Regions from separate parts of the Mus musculus genome. Here all the other regions are linked to region 1. The links are chromatin loops, found by intact Hi-C in ENCODE. Cell type or tissue: heart. All regions are shown on one strand. Region 1 holds the start of Ciao1 (cytosolic iron-sulfur protein assembly 1). Region 2 holds the start of Dusp2 (dual specificity phosphatase 2). Region 3 holds the start of Astl (astacin-like metalloendopeptidase (M12 family)).

The links. Hi-C counts contacts between places; a loop is a spot of excess contacts. Peaks named below come from ENCODE experiments on the same cell type or tissue, not always from the same donor. Only the 100,000 strongest peaks of a DNase experiment are listed, where the experiment ranks them.
Region 2: it touches region 1 in a loop (3-fold over the local background); 20 of 42 quality-filtered maps call a loop at or near these places.
Region 3: a loop joins it to region 1, with 9 times the contacts of the local background. A loop is called at or near these places in 20 of 42 quality-filtered maps.

What each region holds. Positions count from the first base shown.
Region 1 is chr2:127,247,772-127,250,271 of GRCm38, reverse strand. It overlaps Ciao1 (cytosolic iron-sulfur protein assembly 1), which reads left to right and starts at 2,456. Exons shown (of 7, transcript NM_025296.4): 1 at 2,456-2,500. It overlaps Tmem127 (transmembrane protein 127), which reads right to left and starts at 2,324. Exons shown (of 4, transcript NM_175145.4): 1 at 2,188-2,324; 2 at 1,463-1,780. The coding sequence starts at 1,706. In heart, CTCF peaks have their summits at 1,342 (motif pointing left) and 2,468; DNase peaks (open chromatin) are centred at 1,431 and 2,421; H3K4me3 peaks cover 1,458 bases; H3K27ac peaks cover 1,226 bases.
Region 2 is chr2:127,334,817-127,337,316 of GRCm38, reverse strand. Dusp2 (dual specificity phosphatase 2) reads right to left here and starts at 1,158. Exons shown (of 4, transcript NM_010090.2): 1 at 680-1,158; 2 at 419-540; 3 at 1-68. The coding sequence starts at 1,079. It overlaps Gm46762 (a long non-coding RNA gene), which reads left to right and starts at 1,766. Exons shown (of 3, transcript XR_003953899.1): 1 at 1,766-2,500. In heart, no CTCF peak of the experiment used is centred here; DNase peaks (open chromatin) are centred at 1,216 and 1,846; H3K4me3 peaks cover 1,837 bases; H3K27ac peaks cover 2,288 bases; H3K27me3 peaks cover 691 bases.
Region 3 is chr2:127,340,048-127,342,547 of GRCm38, reverse strand. Astl (astacin-like metalloendopeptidase (M12 family)) reads right to left here and starts at 912. Exons shown (of 9, transcript NM_001291003.1): 1 at 797-912; 2 at 72-197. The coding sequence starts at 851. In heart, a CTCF peak has its summit at 1,188 (motif pointing right); a DNase peak (open chromatin) is centred at 1,177.

The sequences.
Region 1 (2,500 bases):
CATGGTATCAAAGCCACAAGGCCTGAATGAAGGTGAGCACAAAGAAATGGAAAGGCATCCAGATTCAAACTCCACAGCCTTTGCGCCATCAGGTATATGCTAAAGAACACCTCTAGCCAGCCTATAATCTTGGTCTTTTTTTTTTTTAAGGTTTATTTATTTATTGATTACATGTAAGTACGCTGTAACTGTCTTCAGACCCTCCAGAAGAGGGAGTCAGATCTCATTACGGATGGTTGTGAGCCACGATGTGGTTGCTGGGATTTGAACTTCGGACCTTCGGAAGAGCAGTCGGGTGCTCTTACCCACTGAGCCATCTCACCAGCCCCAATCTTGGTCTTAAAGAGACAAACTCAGGAAGAGGGTAAAAAATATCTCAACCAGAAGCTTTCATCCTGTTTTCTATAAAAAACCATCCTAAAGTCTTGAATGTGCAAATATGCAAAGAGAAGCAAGTTGTTCAAGAACTCACCTCCAAAGACACCACCAGGTGACAGGATAGGGCTTCTCAGCATAGACCTACAGCAGGGTTTTTATTTCAATGCAGAGGGGGGCGCTGACCTTTTCACCAAATCCTAGGGCCTGAGCCATTCATGAGACACCTTGCACATATCTAATAGGAACATACTAGAACTAAAGAGTGTCAAAGAAGAAAGGTGAGGACTTTTGAGACTAGTTCAAAGGACTTGAAGGCAACAAGATGTGACCATTGGGTCCCACTGACCACTTTTATGTTTAAAATCAGGAAGGACATTTCTGCTTTCATACTGCACAGCCTTTCTCCTCACTCCTAGAAACCGAGGAGGAGCTAGGAGGCTCCTGAGTCAGGCCCTCCTCTAAGCCCTAGACTCCTATCTCATCCAATAAACAGACCAGATGCTTTCTTCTGCCTGCTAGTCTGGGAAATCTGTTGATGAATAAAGCAACCGTCTTAATATGGCATACCTGTAAAGGCATGGAAAACCAAGTTTCAACTGTTGAAGGTGTTAATAGAACTGATATCTGATGACCTGGGATGCCACAAGTCCCCTCTATTGTAAATCCAATTATCATAGAATACTAAAATGTCTTTTACAATTGGTCACATTAACAGTTCTGATTTCTCCATCGATCGAGCTGCCCCAAACGACTATTCTGCATCTCACATGTCCGTTAGAAAGGGGAGGCTAATTGTAATACCTGACAAACACCCTTTTTTCTTCTACCTACCTCTGGCAGAAACCTAAAATAGCAGCAGTTTGGATTAGCATGACGGTGAGGAGTAGGTGCTTGGCTGAATAACATCAAAATTAATGAGAGGCTAGACCCCCAAACAGAGCCACCTGGTGGGCATGAACACCAAGCAAGAATGGGGCTGTTTCCTTTGACAAATGACTGCCTCTGGCTATCTATACTTCAGCCAGCCTCATATCTGTTCTGCACCGCCCCTCAAGCCAAGAGAGCAGGAGCTCAGCGCTCTCACCTTTTAGCAGATCCGGGTTTACATAGCCCAGCACGTCCGAGACCCCCAGCTCCTGGCGGGAACAGGTGCCTCCATGGATGTGCAACCAAGCGGGCTCCGCGAGGGCAGTGCACAGCGCTGTGATGGACAGGGCGCCAGGCAGGGCCGAGGCCAGGCTCCGCTCCGGCTGCTTGGGAAGAGCGCTGCTTCCCGGGCTTCTCCGCCGGCGCCCTCCCGGCAGCCCGGCACCTCCAGGGGCATACATGCCCGGGGCTGCCCGCTGTAGCTCTGCGGTCGTTGGTGGTGGCCGCCGACCTCAGCGGGGCGCGCAGAGCCTGTCTGTACCCAGGTGGAGAGCAACGCAATGGGCGGCTGGCCCGGAGCTGTCAGGGCCCGCACCAGAGACTGCGGGGTGGGACCCAGGGCTGAGCACAGACCAAAGGACTGCGGGAATTCGGGGGGCGGGGACCGAGGGCTCTGGATGAGGGGTGCTGGATCAGGGCTCGGAGATGGCAGGGGACTACATTGGCTGTAGACATGCCAGGATGAACGGGCGGAGGTACTGGGGGGCCGGGGGAGGGGATCGGCTACTGGCAAGGGGACCGGAGGAGACTTGGACCAGGGTTATCAGACAGAGGGGTGCTGAGGGGCGGAGGATGCAGCTGGGCCGCCGAGATCGGGAATCCGCACTTTGGGGTGCGACCTAAGCCTCAGTAACCCTCCCTACTCTAGTCCCTGCTCCTCACCGGTCAGCAGGCCTCAGGGCTGGGATGGCGCCGCTCCGCCCGGTCACAGGCTTCTTAGCTGCCCGGGCCAAACGATCCCAGGCCCCAAACCCGCAACGCCCAGACGGACCCTGGCCGATGCACTTCCGGCTTCCTCCAACCCCACCCCACCCCCGCCTCCTTCTTCTCCGGCCCTCCGCCCTGCCCTCCGTGCGCGTCACTGTGTGCGCGCGCCGCTTGTTCTTGCGCAGGGCATCAGGGTACTGGTAGTTCCGGACTGTCCCGCGAGGCTTCCAGTTACGGAGGATGAGGGGAGTGACTACAAGTCCCAGAA
Region 2 (2,500 bases), 87 kb before region 1:
CCCTGAAGATCTGAGGAGTGGTTGCAGCTGCCCAAGTACAGGTAGGGCAAGATTTCCACAGGACCACCCTGGAGGAGGAAGGGGACGGTGGTGAGACCTCACTCAGCCTTGTGCTGGAGGGCTTGATCCAGACATCTTGGATTGGCTAGAAACAAGAGAAGCTCTAGGCCTTCTGACCAAGGACAGAATTAAAAGTCTTGAGGCCACAAGGGGACATATGTTCAGACACTTTGTGCCACATATGCCTTAAAGTCTGTATGAGGATATATACACGTTCACACCATTTGCAGGTCACACAAACACTCTCCACATCTGGGAATGTATATTGGAACACACCCCTGTCTTTCCCCACTGGCGTTCTCCAGAGGCATCCCTCTAGAATGCACAATGAAGACAACAAATTCGAATATCAACTCACCTGGTCATAGATCGGAACCCTCGGGTCAGAGTTGCTATTTTCGGCCCCAGCAGGAGGCAGGGCCTGGGCAGGAGCTTCAGAGCACAGATCCGGACAGTACGTCTGGAAGCTTTTGAAACCGCCTGTGGGAAAGACAAGAAAGGGTATGATTAGCCAAGAGGTCGGGAACGGGGCACGGAACGTGGGACAAGGGGCTAAGAGCGCGGGGCGCGGAACATGGGAGAAGGGGCGAAGGGCGCAGGGCGCGGGGCGCGGGCTCACCTCGCAAGAAGCACACGGTCGTGGGTCCCCCGCGCATCTCGTGCTGCAGTGCGGCTAGCAGCAGGTGAGCGGGGCCGTCCGGCGGGAGCTCGGCCACAGACGCGCTGCTTTCATCCAGCACCACGGCACGGGCCAGCTCCCCGCGGCCCAGGCGCGCCCGGAGTGCGCGGTCGGGCAACAGACAGGCGAGGGCAGCGGCGGGGGTGCCGCGCGCACGCCGCCGCAGCAGCGCGTTCCAGGGCACCGGTCGCGCGGCGCGCACGTGGCTCCGGCAGAAGGCCAGGAACGGGCGGCAGTCGAGCAGCAGCGTGCGCTCGGCCTCCCGCGGCTCCCGCAGCAGCGCGCCCAGCGCCGCGCACTCTAGCTCGCACGCCGTCTCCAGCCCCATGGCGATCGGCATCGCAAAGCCTCCTGCTTCCGGATGTCCTCTCCCTCGGCTCCGGCGGCGCGGTGTCTGTGTGGCGGGAGCTGACGGTTCTGGGGGCTCTTCGTCGAGCCCGGGCTTAAATACTCGAGGGCTGGCCCCTCGGGTCACCATACAAGGGTAGAGCAGGAAGGCGCCGGTGCCCGCCCCCGCGGCTTCACGTGGGACTCTGGCTGGGCCGCCCCCGGGGCTCCCTGAGCGGACAGGGGGTGGGTGGGGCGGGGCATCAGGGGGAGGGACACGCGGGGGAAGAAACTGGGAACCAGACCGTGACAAGTGTCGGCCTGGAGTCTAGAGGCCCCACCCACGTCTCTCCAGTGTATATGCCCCAGTGCTCCCCACTCTTTGCCAGGCTTCAAGCCACTAAGTGCTTAGGAACTCAGCTCTCAGCTGCACCGAGCCTTTGAGTTACTCAGGTCTTCAGCTTCCTCACTTTTCCCATTTTCTCCCAGGGTTTTCATTCTAGGAATTTCGATAGCAAAAATGGACAAATTACCTGTTGCTACCCATAATGATACACTATTAGGAAAGACACCAACCGTCAGGAAATTGTCCTATTCTCCCATGTCAGGCCCAGGCCCAGGTGGAGGAGTCCTGGAAAGCCAAAGCCCTGGGGCAGGGGCGGGGGTGGGGTGGGGTGGGAGGGGCTTTAATGGGGAAGGGGCGCAGGGGCCTGTGACGAGTTTCCTCTTATGACTGGGACAGTTTCTTTCCCCAGGGGCCCAGGGAAACCCCCAAGAGCCTAAAAAGAAGTAGTTCCCATGCCACAGGCCAGGGCTAAAGAGGAACTCTGTTGACGATGCTGGGCTCTCCCAGGGCATAGCCAGGCCTGGCGGGAATTTCAGGGGAAGAAGGACTATTCACAGAACCTGTTCCCTTCCGACCCCTTAGGAGCTACAAACCCCTCTGGGACAGGCCCTGGTCCCACACCAAACTGTAAGAATGAAAAACTGGGTAACTCACAGCCATTCTGTGCTCCCCCACTCAAGTGCCTGCCCGCCCCCCCCTCCCGGATGTGGTGAGGCCCAGCTGCACGTGGGCCCCCCGGGACACTCCTGCGTTGGGGGCGAGAAAGTTGGTAGGTGGCTGAACTGAAGCAGGCGGGTGGGGACAGTGTTCAGAACCCAGCCTCCCAAATCTTTATTGCCCTGAGCCAATCCTCTGCCTTTACTAAGACCCTTCCAGCATCCCTGCAGATCCTTTGTTTCTTGGAGGCCTGTGGCTAGAACCTGTGGGGACCCCTAACATAAGGTATGGTAGGTATATAGGTGCTCGAGCAAAATATTATGCCTTTCCTCTTGATTTGGGGAACTTGGGGCTTGTGGGGGATACAGAATGCCAGGGAGAGCTACGAGGACTCCTGGACCAGGAGTCATGGACTTGTGTCTCAGTGGCAC
Region 3 (2,500 bases), 92 kb before region 1:
GACATTTCCTCTCAATCTTTTCCGCATGTCCACATTCAGCATGGCTTTGGAGTGTGGCCCCGTGTTCTCACCTTGGTTAATTGCGGGGATGTCCTTGTCCTGAAATACCGGGCTTCCCTCAGGAGTGAAGCCTTCTGGAACACTGGTACTGCAGACTCCAGAACATCTGGATGCTGAGGGTGCTCCCATGCTCAAACCTGGCTCAGGAAGACAAGTGCAGACATATAGATGCCCCCGGGACTCCACTGTGAGCCGGGACAGCAGGCAGCAAAATCCAGCCCCTTCCAGGAGAGGCCACCCAGGATGCATTCCTGAAGCCTGCCTGGCTATCTCACTCATCATACCTGGTGACAAGGCCTAGATGCCTTCAGTGAAGGAGATCCCTTTAAGGGACTAACACTTGGCTCAGAAAGGCTAGGGCAGCCAATATGAGGCAGAAAAGAGGCACAGTAGACTTTAAATCTTCAGGCAGCACCAGAATCAAGGCTGGCCTCAGACCCTACTCTTGAACATTTCTCTCCACTCAGGCTGAGTGCCTGCTGCCCCAGCCAGGCTAGAAACTGGCTTACCTTAAAACAAGTAGGTATATGGTATGACACTTGGCAATCTGCTGTTAGGTGGGCCCTCTCTACTCCTACAAGTATCAGGAGGCCTCCTCCTTGGTTCCCAGGGGCTCACTCATAGGTACAACCCTACAACGCCATGTTGGAGCTGTGAAACTAAGTTAAGATTATCTTAAGCCACAGCTGCAGCCTCTGGCCTCTTCCCAATGTCCCAGAGACTGGAGCCAGCTTACCTAGCAAGGAGAGCATAGTTAATATCCAAGGCCACAGGCTTCCCATGATACCCATGGTGGGTCCTCACTGCCCTCTTGGCAAGCAACACACAGAAATGTGGCAGGGAAAGGCCTCCTTAACTCAGGGACTCTACCATCCACCCCCTTTAATAGGGGCTTCTCCAGCCCACACCTGCAGCCTCCCAACCACCTCCACCTGCAGTTCCTCCCAACAACTATCACCTGAAGACCTGCCCAGTCTTACCAGAGGACTCTACCCCTGTCCCCAGCCTGAGCCTTCTGGACCATAGTCCCATCCATCTTGGCTGAAGTGGGTAAAAAGTGGGCCGGGGACACAAAACAAATCCTTAGGATACCCTTGAGCAGGGTAGCTTCCCTGAGATTCCCCCTCCTGCCACCAGAGGGCAGAGAAGCATTGCAGCCTCATGTAGTTCATGACTTGGATTGAGATCCAGTCACTAAAAGGGGGCTTTCCTTTTCCTGTTCCACCAACTACCGGAGGGTTCAGACCCAGAAAATCTGCTGGGAAACTCAAGGCACCTCTCCCTATGTGGTCACCATACCCGTATAATCTCTCCCCTCCCCCCTCCCCTCCTCTATTTATACGAGAAAGGGTCTCATTAAGTAGCTTTGGCTGTCCTGGAACTCAGTATGTAGACCAGGCTGGCCTCAAACTCAGAGAGATCTGCCTGCTGCCTGTGTCTACCTCCTGAGTGCTGGGATTAAAGGCATGTGTCACTATGCCCAGCTATAAGCTTTTATTTCAGAAGCCATATAGGAAAGTACACAGGTTGCAAGACTCTGAGAAACTTCACACTGAACACCAGCATCATCAGCACCCAGAGACGCCCCCCACTGCAGAGGGGACACTTTTGAACTCTTAGACGCTCATATGACTGTGGTCCTTCCAATGCCACTGCCCACTGACATGATCGGCCAGGGCCCCTTCCCATTTCACTAATTCAAAATACAAAGCTCCCAGACTTTCTTCCTTTACATCCTGCCATCCAGAGACCCGGCCTGGATGGACAGCCTGGAACATACCAAGTCCACCCCCATGTTCAGTAAAGGAAAGCCAGAGCTCCACAAGGACCTGTTGGCATTCTTGCTGAGCCTGGGGCAAACATCTCTCAAGAAGTAGAAGCTAGAGCCAGACAGAGGGGCTATAATAAAAGCAGATGCTGCTGATGCCTGAGCAGAATCTAGACTGGTTTCCAGGAATCCGATGGATATGCTAATTATCTTGACCAGCAGACTCATTCCTTCACAGTGCTTATATATGTCAAAGCTTGTCAAGTACCTTAAACACTCCATTTTTTTCCCATTAAAAAAGAAGATGCCAGGGGTGGTGGCGCACCCCTTTAATCCCAGGATGTGGGAGGCAGAGGCAGGAGGATTTCTGAGTTTGAGGCCAGCTTGGTCTACAAAGTGAGTTCCAGTACAGCCAGGGCTACACAGAGAAACCCTGTCTTGAAAAACAGAAGAAGAAGAAGAAGAAGAAGAAGAAGAAGAAGAAGAAGAAGAAGAAGAAGAAGAAGAAGAAGAAGAAGAAGAAGAAAACGACGACATGAGTTGTCATGGTGGTTCACACCTGAAATCCCGTAGAACCGATTGAAAATTAGCCTGGGCTACATAGTGAGGGGCCATCTCAAAAATATATTTAAAACAATGACCTAACTACTTAAATGTGCTTACTAAAATCAT